Linked DNA regions of Homo sapiens: region 1 is linked to region 2. The links are chromatin contacts, found by Hi-C or POLR2A ChIA-PET in ENCODE. All regions are on one chromosome and are shown on one strand. The core of a region is the stretch at or near the end of the contact, and the rest is flanking DNA. Distances in the headings are between cores, read along the strand shown.

Evidence for each region. A loop is a pair of places that touch in the nucleus more often than their neighbours do. ChIA-PET counts read pairs that join two places held with the same protein, here RNA polymerase II (POLR2A). Pooled maps may share reads with other maps.
Region 1: a loop to region 2 is called in a map of CD8-positive, alpha-beta T cell, with 30 times the contacts of the local background. The contact joins the promoter of GID4 here to the promoter of SNHG29 in region 2. A Hi-C loop is called at or near these places in 1 of 168 maps with a recorded cell type or tissue (CD8-positive, alpha-beta T cell) and 4 of 50 pooled maps. POLR2A ChIA-PET finds 5 or more read pairs at or near these places in 1 of 52 experiments (T-cell).

What each region holds. Positions count from the first base shown.
Region 1 is chr17:18,037,352-18,042,075 of GRCh38, forward strand. GID4 (GID complex subunit 4 homolog) reads left to right here and starts at 2,057. Exons shown (of 6, transcript NM_024052.5): 1 at 2,057-2,551. The coding sequence starts at 2,114. It overlaps ATPAF2 (ATP synthase mitochondrial F1 complex assembly factor 2), which reads right to left and starts at 1,817. Exons shown (of 8, transcript NM_145691.4): 1 at 1,530-1,817. The coding sequence starts at 1,662. RefSeq lists enhancers at 1,476-1,545, 1,556-1,605, 1,746-1,855, 3,006-3,065 and silencers at 1,966-2,055, 2,066-2,655.
Region 2 is chr17:16,436,958-16,441,451 of GRCh38, forward strand. SNHG29 (small nucleolar RNA host gene 29) reads left to right here and starts at 2,030. Exons shown (of 4, transcript NR_045025.1): 1 at 2,030-2,103; 2 at 3,228-3,296; 3 at 4,117-4,173. SNORD49B (small nucleolar RNA, C/D box 49B) reads left to right here and starts at 2,552; the gene lies at 2,552-2,599. It overlaps SNORD49A (small nucleolar RNA, C/D box 49A), which reads left to right and starts at 3,079; the gene lies at 3,079-3,149. TRPV2 (transient receptor potential cation channel subfamily V member 2) reads left to right here. Exons shown (of 15, transcript NM_016113.5): 15 at 1-46. It also overlaps SNORD65. RefSeq lists enhancers at 532-1,433, 1,434-2,333, 1,449-1,638, 1,699-2,028, 2,334-3,235.

The sequences.
Region 1 (4,724 bases), core at 807-3,306, 1.6 Mb after region 2:
GGCCGAGGTGGGCGGGTCACAAAGTCAGGAGTTCGAGACCAGCCTAGTCAATATAAACCCCATCTCTACTAAAAATACAAAAATTAGCAGGGCATGGTGGCAGACGCCTGTAGTCCCACCTACTTGGGAGGCTGAGACCACAAAATCGCTTGAATCTGGGAGGCGGAGGTTGCAGTGAGCCGAGATGGTGCCACTGCACTCCAGCCTCTGTGACAGAGGAGACTCCGTCTCAAAAAAACACAAAAAAACAGAAGAAGAAGAAAAAAAAAGAACTTGACAGCCAGAAAGATCCTCAAAGGCAACCTAGTACTTCAACGCATGGAGAAAAATGAGGAAGTAGTTGCATGCCCAAGATCACACAGACCTCAGAGGTTCAGCCAGCATCAGATCCTAGATTTGCACTCCTGCCACAATGCCAAACTGCCTGTGAAGTTCTGGATTTTCTAAAACAGGCAGTGTCAGGGAAAAGTCCCTCATACCTTGCTGTCACCCTGGACACGTTCTAGATACCCAACACTCTCCCACCTTTTTGCTGAACTCCTACTCATCTATCATGGCTCAGCTTAAACAAACGCCCTTTCACCCAAGACCCATTCTAAACCCTGAACATCCCCAAGATGGGAGTAAGCGATTCTCTGTGTTCTCACAGTTTCTTTGTATGTCCCTTATCAGGATATTATAAACCACAATTTAATCAGAATATTATAACCTTTTGCAATGAACAGTGAACATCATTCAGGTGGGCCTTTTTCTTCTTTAATTGAGCTTCTCTACCAATACATACAGGTGGGTCTTAAAGACAACCGTGCCTCCTGCCTCCAGCACAATAAAACTAATTGAATGGTGGGAGGGTGTTACTGCTCTTCATTCACTGAAATGAGTCATTCTCACTCTTACCCTGACACCACTCACCATCAGCAATGAAAGAGCCACTACTTCTAAGCTTCATCAGAGTTGGAGGTGGAGGTGACTCCACAGTCAGAGGTGGAGGTGTCAATTTCTATTTAGGAGAGAAGGCTGCAGATGGCAGAGGTTGTGGTAGGAGGGAAAGTCAGGAAACCTGCAGCAGAAGTGCCCGGGATGGAGGAATGAAGGCCCAGGTTCTAGGTCCCTTCTGGGCAGGTCTTGTGTTGGGCAGTGGAGACACGGAAAACAGTCAGACAGACACCACAAACCTCTGAGAGAGTCTGCCTGTAACCCAGACGAAGTCCTGATTCAGAGCCCAAACTTCCCCTTTTGAAAACAAAGATGACACCTGCTTTCCTTATTAAAGGGAGGGCAGCCATAAGCTTTGAGAAAACCTGCACAGGCCAAATATCAATTACTGTATCGTGCGTGACTCGCTGTTCCCTCTCGGGTCGTCTGCCCTTGTCTGGGCTTCACTTTCTCATCTGTAAAAAGACCTGACTGGCCTGCATAACCTCATGAGCCTGAACCCTGCCTCAGTTACTTCGCTTTGCACAGCCGAAGCCCGAAGCCCACCTTACCCCAGCTCGGCCCCAACCCAAAAGAACATGTCATGGTCTTACCTGTCGGCGGGGCGTAAGCCCGGGCTGGAGACGGGATGGTTGGCCCCGGACTCATAGAAGCGCTGGGGCCACCCGCCGGCCGATTCAGGAGACGGCGTCCCCCGTCCCGCAGCCGGAGGCAGCTCCTCCACATCGCGCCCGAGGGTCTGGGAAGATGCGAGACGCGAAACCTGGAGCAGGAAACACAGAGCGATGGGATCCCCAAAGCCGCACGGTCGGGCTGTACGGAAACCTCTCAACGCCTCCTCAGAGCCCTCAACCTCCCTTGGACGCCGCCATCTTCCGCATGACACCTACGGCGCGCCGTCGCCGCCGCGCGCCTCCTGCGCACACCCCCAGTCAATCAGCATCACAAACGCACCTCGCCCCGCCCCCTCCACGCCGCGCCTCGGCGAGGAGACTACAAGTCCCAGCGGGCCGCTCGCGCACCGCGCCACGTGTTTTCTCCTCCCGCCAATGGGCGGAAGCGCCGCCTGAGCCTGCTCCCGCCCCCCAGGCTCGCCTGAGCCAATCGGAAGGGGCGGGGTGTGTGTGTGTCTGTGTGTGTTTGTGTGTTGTGTGTCTGTGAGTGTCTGTGTGTGTGTATGTGTGCGCGAGGGCAAGTCGGGAGGGGGACCCAGCTCAGGACTGGGAGGCCCTGCTCGCAGGTCCCTGGGTCCCGGTGGCGGCCGGAGCGCTTGCTCCGCAGGCAGCGGGCGGGTGGTCGCCCCTCCCGCCCCCACCCCGCGCGTGCGCGCCCCGGCCTCTCCCTCCCCGCCACCCTCCTCGGCTCCCGCGCGGCGGCGGCGGTTCCTCTCCCACTCCCCCCAGCCCTGGCTCCGGGGGACCCCGCGATGCCGGTCCGCACCGAGTGTCCCCCGCCGGCCGGTGCCTCCGCTGCCTCCGCGGCCTCACTCATCCCGCCGCCGCCCATCAACACCCAGCAGCCCGGCGTGGCCACCAGCCTGCTCTACAGCGGCTCCAAGTTCCGCGGCCACCAGAAGAGCAAGGGGAACTCGTACGACGTAGAGGTGGTGCTGCAGGTGAGCGCCGGGCCGGGCCGGGGCCCGAGGGCCTCCTCGCGGCGCTCACGGGCCGTGCCCGCTTCGGCTCCTCGACCCCGCAGCCGCGGAACAGGCCCTCGCCGCCGGGGCCTCCTGCACCCGGCGCTTCCCACCCGGGACCTTCCCAGCCTGTGTCTCACACTCTCCGAGCCCCAGCCCTGACCTGCCCCTTCGGACCCAGAGCCCGTCGTGACCGGCTCCTGGCGGACCCCGAACACTCCCAGACTTGAAGCCCGTGACCGGCCCGTCTGGGATCCGGAAGCCCCTCATGACTCGGAGAAGGCCTGGGTCCTTCCTCCCCATGACCTGTCGTCCCTAGATCAGGGACTGCCACCAGCCCTTTTCAGACCCTGAAGAACTCTCCATTGGTTTCACCAGACTTGGGACCCTCCCCATGTCTGGGCCCACGTCAGATTCTCTCAGACCTGAGACATGTCCTCCTGCCCCTTCCTCAGTTCCAGGAATCCGCAGACCTTGGGGTCTTCCTCCTCCTGAGATCTCCTTAGGAGGGCTTCATCAGACCCCCAGACGGGGGAGCACCTAACCCGCAACTGATTGGTCAGGCCCTGGCCTCACCTCAAGACCAGGCACTCACTCCCTGAGTGCTGCTCACAGTCTGTTGGGATGTTGCCTCCTGGGTCCCCTGTTCCACTCACTGCTTCTGTCTCTTCATGGTCCAGGCACCCAGCTCCTTCCAGCTTCTCCACCCCCAGGCCTCCTGCCCCTGCTCTGGGACCATTTGCAGTCTTTTCCCAGTCTTCCTGGCCTCTATCCAGACTTCCCCACCCCATACCTTCGTCTTGCTCGATCCTGGTTCCAGGGGACCCTCTTTCCTGTTCTTAACTTTTCTCTACACAGGCACAGGGCTTCCTCTTAGTCTCTGGTACCCATGTACTGGGAAATCTAACTCACCCAATTTTAGTTCATGTCCAGTCGCCTCCCCCCATTTGACCTGGATTCCTGAATACCTGCTGCCAGTCCCTGATCAGCTTCGGAAGTACAGCTTCACTTGTCTGGGCCTTTCCCACACCTCACTCCTCTCAGGCTTGACACTTTTTGCCAGCTGAAATGGAGTGGCAGTGGTGAATACTCTTTTATCTCCCCTCCCCACAAAACTCTTCCTCCTCTATACCTACCCCTGCCTGACTAAGGACCCCTTTCCCCTTCCCTTTGCCCTTTTTTTCCTTAGTCTGACACCTCATCTGCCAGGCTGTTCCCAGAAGCCCCTCCAAACACCTGTCCCTCTGAAAGGCACTGTGTGCTGCCCCACTGCCTCCCCCCCGCCCCACCCCCCGGGGTGTGAGGGTGGAATGTACAGTATATTTATTCCTCAAGCTCTCCTTTTGGTCATTTAAAACAAATCTTAGTTTCACTTCTGAAGAGTAGGTCTCCCATCCAAAAGACAATGAGGGTGCCTTTTCTTTCTGCTAACTGCGGAGCACTCATCACTCTTTTATTCTCATACTGCTTTGTGGGAATAAATCATTTTCTCTGCTTACTTGAAACAGCATCGTCATGTTAATCATATCTTTGGGCTGTAAAGTTCTATCATGAGCCACGATAGTTATTATAATGGAAATACGATTGTGGCTGAAATATTTTTGTCTTCATAACTGTATGCCTAATGTAGTGATCCTCTTCTTAAAATGTGAGAGTCGAGTATGAAGGTACAGGGGTTTTTCGGTTTGTTTTGCACCTAGTCATAGAATTCTGGAGGTGAGATCCCTGGGTGGGTCACGTTTGGGATGATCTTGGATTTGTCCCTGTTGTTCAGTTTGATGGTTTCTGATGTAGTAGGGGACAATTGGCAAGATAGCCAGGCGTCAAAGGGGAGTCTGCTTTGGCTACTGCAGCAACTGCTGCTCCCTTCTGTCATTAGGGTATCACTTCTGAGCTCCTTTCAGAAGGAGAATCATGAACCAGGGGAAGCAGTGGTTGAGTTGGGGCAGGGCTGATAGGTCTCAGGCAGCCCAGAGCAGAAACCTGGTGGATGGCTGGGAGCCACTTGAGTAAGATGTCTGATGGTGGGGGTGGTGGTCATGCCAATGAATGCTGCCCTACATCTGGATTGGTGAGCTGCTTGGTCATCATCACGACTAGTCAGTGGCATGTGAATTGCCCCATCATCTGGTTTTTCAGCCAGGACTAGTTT
Region 2 (4,494 bases), core at 780-3,279:
GGGTCCCAGTGAATTCTGGTGGCAAATATATATTTTCACTAACTAACTCTTCTGGAAACATTATTTGGGCAGAGTTGCTGGGACCCTTAGAGCTGGCAATGTCTGCATGTCTCTGTGTGCACAGGTCTGTGTATGGGACTAGGTTGCTCCTGCCCTTGCCTGGGCACAGAGACCCTCAGTTGCTGTGTCCCCACCCTCACCCCCACATCCCCAAGTCTGGGGACTGTCCTCTTCCTGGGTACAGGCAGCTGGCTGAGGTGCTGTGCCCATTGTTGTGGCAGATATATGGTGATGGACATGGGCAAACAGCCACCTCTCCTCTCTCTCCACCACGACACCCTTTGCTTTCCACACCCACCCTGCTTTTGGGCAGGTACCTGGGAAAACCCATTAAAGCCACCTCTCTTGCTTTCTCTTCCTACCGAGCTTCTTGCTCAATTCCCACCCCTCCCAAGCCATTCTCTGCAGGGCAGCCAGAGGGCCTTCCTAAGACATAAGACAAACATGTCCTCTTTGTGCTCTGAAGGCCTGAGAGGCTCCCCAGTACCCACAGAATGCCCTAGCTGACATCCCGAGACCCCCACGGTTTTGCCCAAGCAGTTCCAGACACCTCCTCCCCTCCACCTCTGTTGCCCCTCCCTCCTTAGCACTCTCCCCAAATTCATGCAGGCCGAGAGACCTCGTGCTTGATCCCTTGACCTGGCTCTTGCTGGAAGCCCCCCTCCTCCATTAAAACCCTACACTTGGGGGTGGGGGGAGGGATAGCATTAGGAGATATACCTAATGTAAATGATGAGTTAATGGGTGCAGCATACCAACATGGCACATGTATACATATGTAACAAACCTGCACGTTGTGCACATGTACCCTAGAACTTAAAGTATAATAATAAAATAAAACCCTACACTTGCCGGGCGCCTGTAATCCCAGCACTCTGGGAGGCCCAGGCGGGCGGATCACCTGAGTTCAGGAGTTCGAAACCAGCCTGACCAACATGGAGAAACCCCGTCTCTACTAAAAATACAAAATTAGCCGGGCGTGGTGGCGCATGCCTGTAATCCCAGCTACTCGGGAGGCTGAGGCAGAAGAATCGCTTGAACCCGGGAGGCAGAGGTTGCGGTGAGCGGAGATCGCGCCATTGCAGTCCAGCCTGGGCAACAGGAGCGAAATTCCGTCTCAAAAAAACACAAAAACGAGCAACAACAACAACAACAACAAAAACCCTACACTTATTTCTGAGGCCAGCTCAAAAGGTCTTATGATTGTCTTCCCAGTTTTTTGCAGTCAAAATGAATTTCTTTCCCTTGGTATAACGTGTGTGTGCAAAACGTGGTTGCATGGATTCTTTTTCAAGGAGAGAGCTGAGCATGTTCATAGGCTGAAAGGAAAGCCACAGTAGAGAGAGTTTTCCATGGAAGGTGAGGCAGGGGCATAGGTGGAGGAGGCCCCAAGGAATGAGGAGAGGAAAGGAGGTGGGCAGAGCTTTACCCCAGAGGCGAGCAGAGGATGGACGTGGATCTAGATAAGACGTCAGCTCGTTCCCTAAAGGTCGTGCTAAAGGAGTAATGAGGGTGACCAGTGCGCAGGGGTTTGAGAAGCCCCGTGGATGTGGTGAAATAGCTGTGGGGAGAGTATTTGGCAACGCTCAATAGATTCAGGAGGAGCTACTAGGATGAATGGCTGCCTTGTGCCACAGCTCTACAGGCTTTCACGTGTGTCATCTCACGTGATCTTCTGGGGCGCTGGTGTCTCCGTTTACTAGAGGACCAATCGGAAGCTTAAAGAGAATGAGTAATTGGCCCAAGACCACCCAGCTAAGGAGTGGCGGAGGTGGGGCCCAAACGCGCGATCCAGCCCTCGCGCAGGCGCCCTGGAACTCCCCGCGCGTGTTGTGACCCAGAATTCCCGGGGCTGTGGAAGAGACCATAGACTCAACAGGAGGGGGAGTCCTGGGTAGCGCGCCGGTCTAAATCGTTACTTGGCGGAAAGTTCCCATGAGTCTTTGCCAGCGTCCCCCTCCTTTTGTGAGGATTGGGATATTCCGACTCCTTAAGGGCCTGGCGCACATAAGGTGTGACCTTTTCATTCCCGTTGTTATGGAGGTAGGCTCTCTAGGAATCTGGGAGTAGTAGCTGGGGGGCAAGAGCAAATAAAGAGCTCGAGCTTCTGTGGTCTCTGGGGAGATGTTCCCGGGAAGCCTGTCTAGAGGGCGGAGGGCAGCTGTTGAGATGGCGTGGCTCCCCGGCTCCTGCGCCCGCGTGGCTTTCGCGGCGGGCGCTGCGGCCCGGTATTGGACAGCCTGGCAGGGCAGCGCGGGGCCGAATCCGGCTGCCGTGGCTGAGGCTCATGGATCACTCTTTTGTGGTAGGGCCACATCTGCCAGAGCCTGGAGTCTGCGAAGGCCGGGACCCGGTTCCCCGGCCCACAGTGGGGGTGTGCAAACCCGAGAGAACTGGGTAAGTTGGGGTCGGCTTGCAGTTTGGGGTACCCCGAGGGCGGTGTACGTCGGTAAGATTGTAACAGTATTACTGGAAGACTTATTCGACTGTCCTGATGATACTTGTAATAGGAAGTGCCGTCAGAAGCGATAACTGACGACGTCTAATGTCTATCTGACCGCAGTCGCTGAAACCTCTACAACTTAGTTGACCGTAACTGCCAGAGCCCTGCCCTGAATTCCTGTCCTTACTCCCTCTTTAAGATTGCGTACCCACTGCAGAGTGCTGAAGACGGGGTAGCCACGAGGTGAGAGGCTCTCTGGTGTAGGGTTTAACATGGAACGTAGTTTTGTCACTTGAATGCACGGAAATTGGCGTTTTGACAGTTTTCTACGTTTAGGTGTTTTATACACTTTAGGGTAACGTTATCATGTCATTGCATAGGGTGGAACTTAAATAGAAACTGGAGATGGCTGCTTCAGCCACAGTCCTAACCTAGAACTGCATTTAAAGCAAACTGATAATGCAGAAACAAACTCCTTCGTTAAGAAATGTCTCCAGTAGCAGGGTTAGCTTAAGTTTCAGGTAGGGTCTAGATCTGCGGTTGGAACAGTACTGGAGGGTTGTGAGGTGCTTGACTGCTCTGATGAAATCACTAATAGGAAGTGCCGTCAGAAGCGATAACTGACGAAGACTACTCCTGTCTGATTGCAGTCAAGTCTTCACCACTTGCTGGTTCCCAGGAGTAAACTTGTTTGAACGGTGACCTAATTGCTATATTCACCTAGGTTGCAAATTCGTGAAGAATCAGCATCATGTTTGGCAGCTGAGTATTGGAGCCAGGAGCCTGCCATGAGGTAAGCCTTGCTCTATGGGGAGGCTAGTGGCTGACCACGCCTAGCTGTCAGGTCGAATATTGGCAATTGGATTTGGTTAACCTAATACCTTGTAACAGTGTAGCCTATCCCAGAGATACTGATTTTAGTTTCCGGTGGCAGTGGAGCCAGGGTGGATTACCTAGAAAGAGGGGCTACTCTATTTACCTCTTGGCTGTTTAGTCTCGGGCAAATTACCTGTCTGCTGAGATGTAGTTTTCCTCAGATGTGAAAAGGAAAAGTAATCTTAGCTTTGTGAAGTTTAAATTGATATGACTGAAATGGAGATTACAACTCCCCTGAGGCTGGGCACAGTGGCCTGTAATCCCAGCACTTTGGGAGGCTAAGGTGGGTGGATCACCTGAGGTCAGGAGTTCAAGACCAGCCTGGCTGGCCGACATGGTGAAACCCCATCTCTACCAAAAATACAAAAATTAGCCGGGTGTGGTGGCGTGTACTTGTAATCCCAGCTACTTTGGGGGCTGAGCCAGGAGAATCGCTTGAACCCGGGAGGCGGAGGTTGTAGTGAGTCGAAATCGTGCCACTGCACTCCAGCCTGGGCAACAGCGAGACTCCATCTCAAAAAAAAAAAAAAAATTACAACCTACTGAGAAGCTAATTAAGATTTGTAGTCCTCAATAATTTACAAAAACTTAGAAAAATTACCTCTAATTAGGTCTTAAGGGGCTTTTGTTAGGATGGACTTAAATTTGTAAAGTCATTAATTGACTGTCATCAGAAATGCCTGTCCTGCTCTGCATCTGCAGTCTCTAAGGTGTATGCGCCTTCTCCATTCCCCCAGGTTTTGAGAACAGAGTGCTGTTTTAGAGCTGGCAGCAGCATCTCAGCCCAAGAGAAGGTAAGCCTTGAGCTGGCCAATGATCCCTTCAACCCCATAGTGGAATGAATAAACAGCTGATCTTGTTAAAACTCGCTTCAAAAAAAAAAGATATCAAATGATGAAATCACCCAAAATAGCTGGAATTACCGGCAGATTGTGTAGTGGTGAACCTATGGTTTTCTGAAGATATCTCTTACCCTGTGATTGACTGTCAGTTGGTGCAGAAAGTGAGATTGAAATGTAGTTTCTTTGCAGGTTATATTCCCAGAGGATGTCAGTCCCAAGGACCAGTAGCTGCCATCAGTTTGGATTCTGAAAACTAACTGGCATCAACACTGG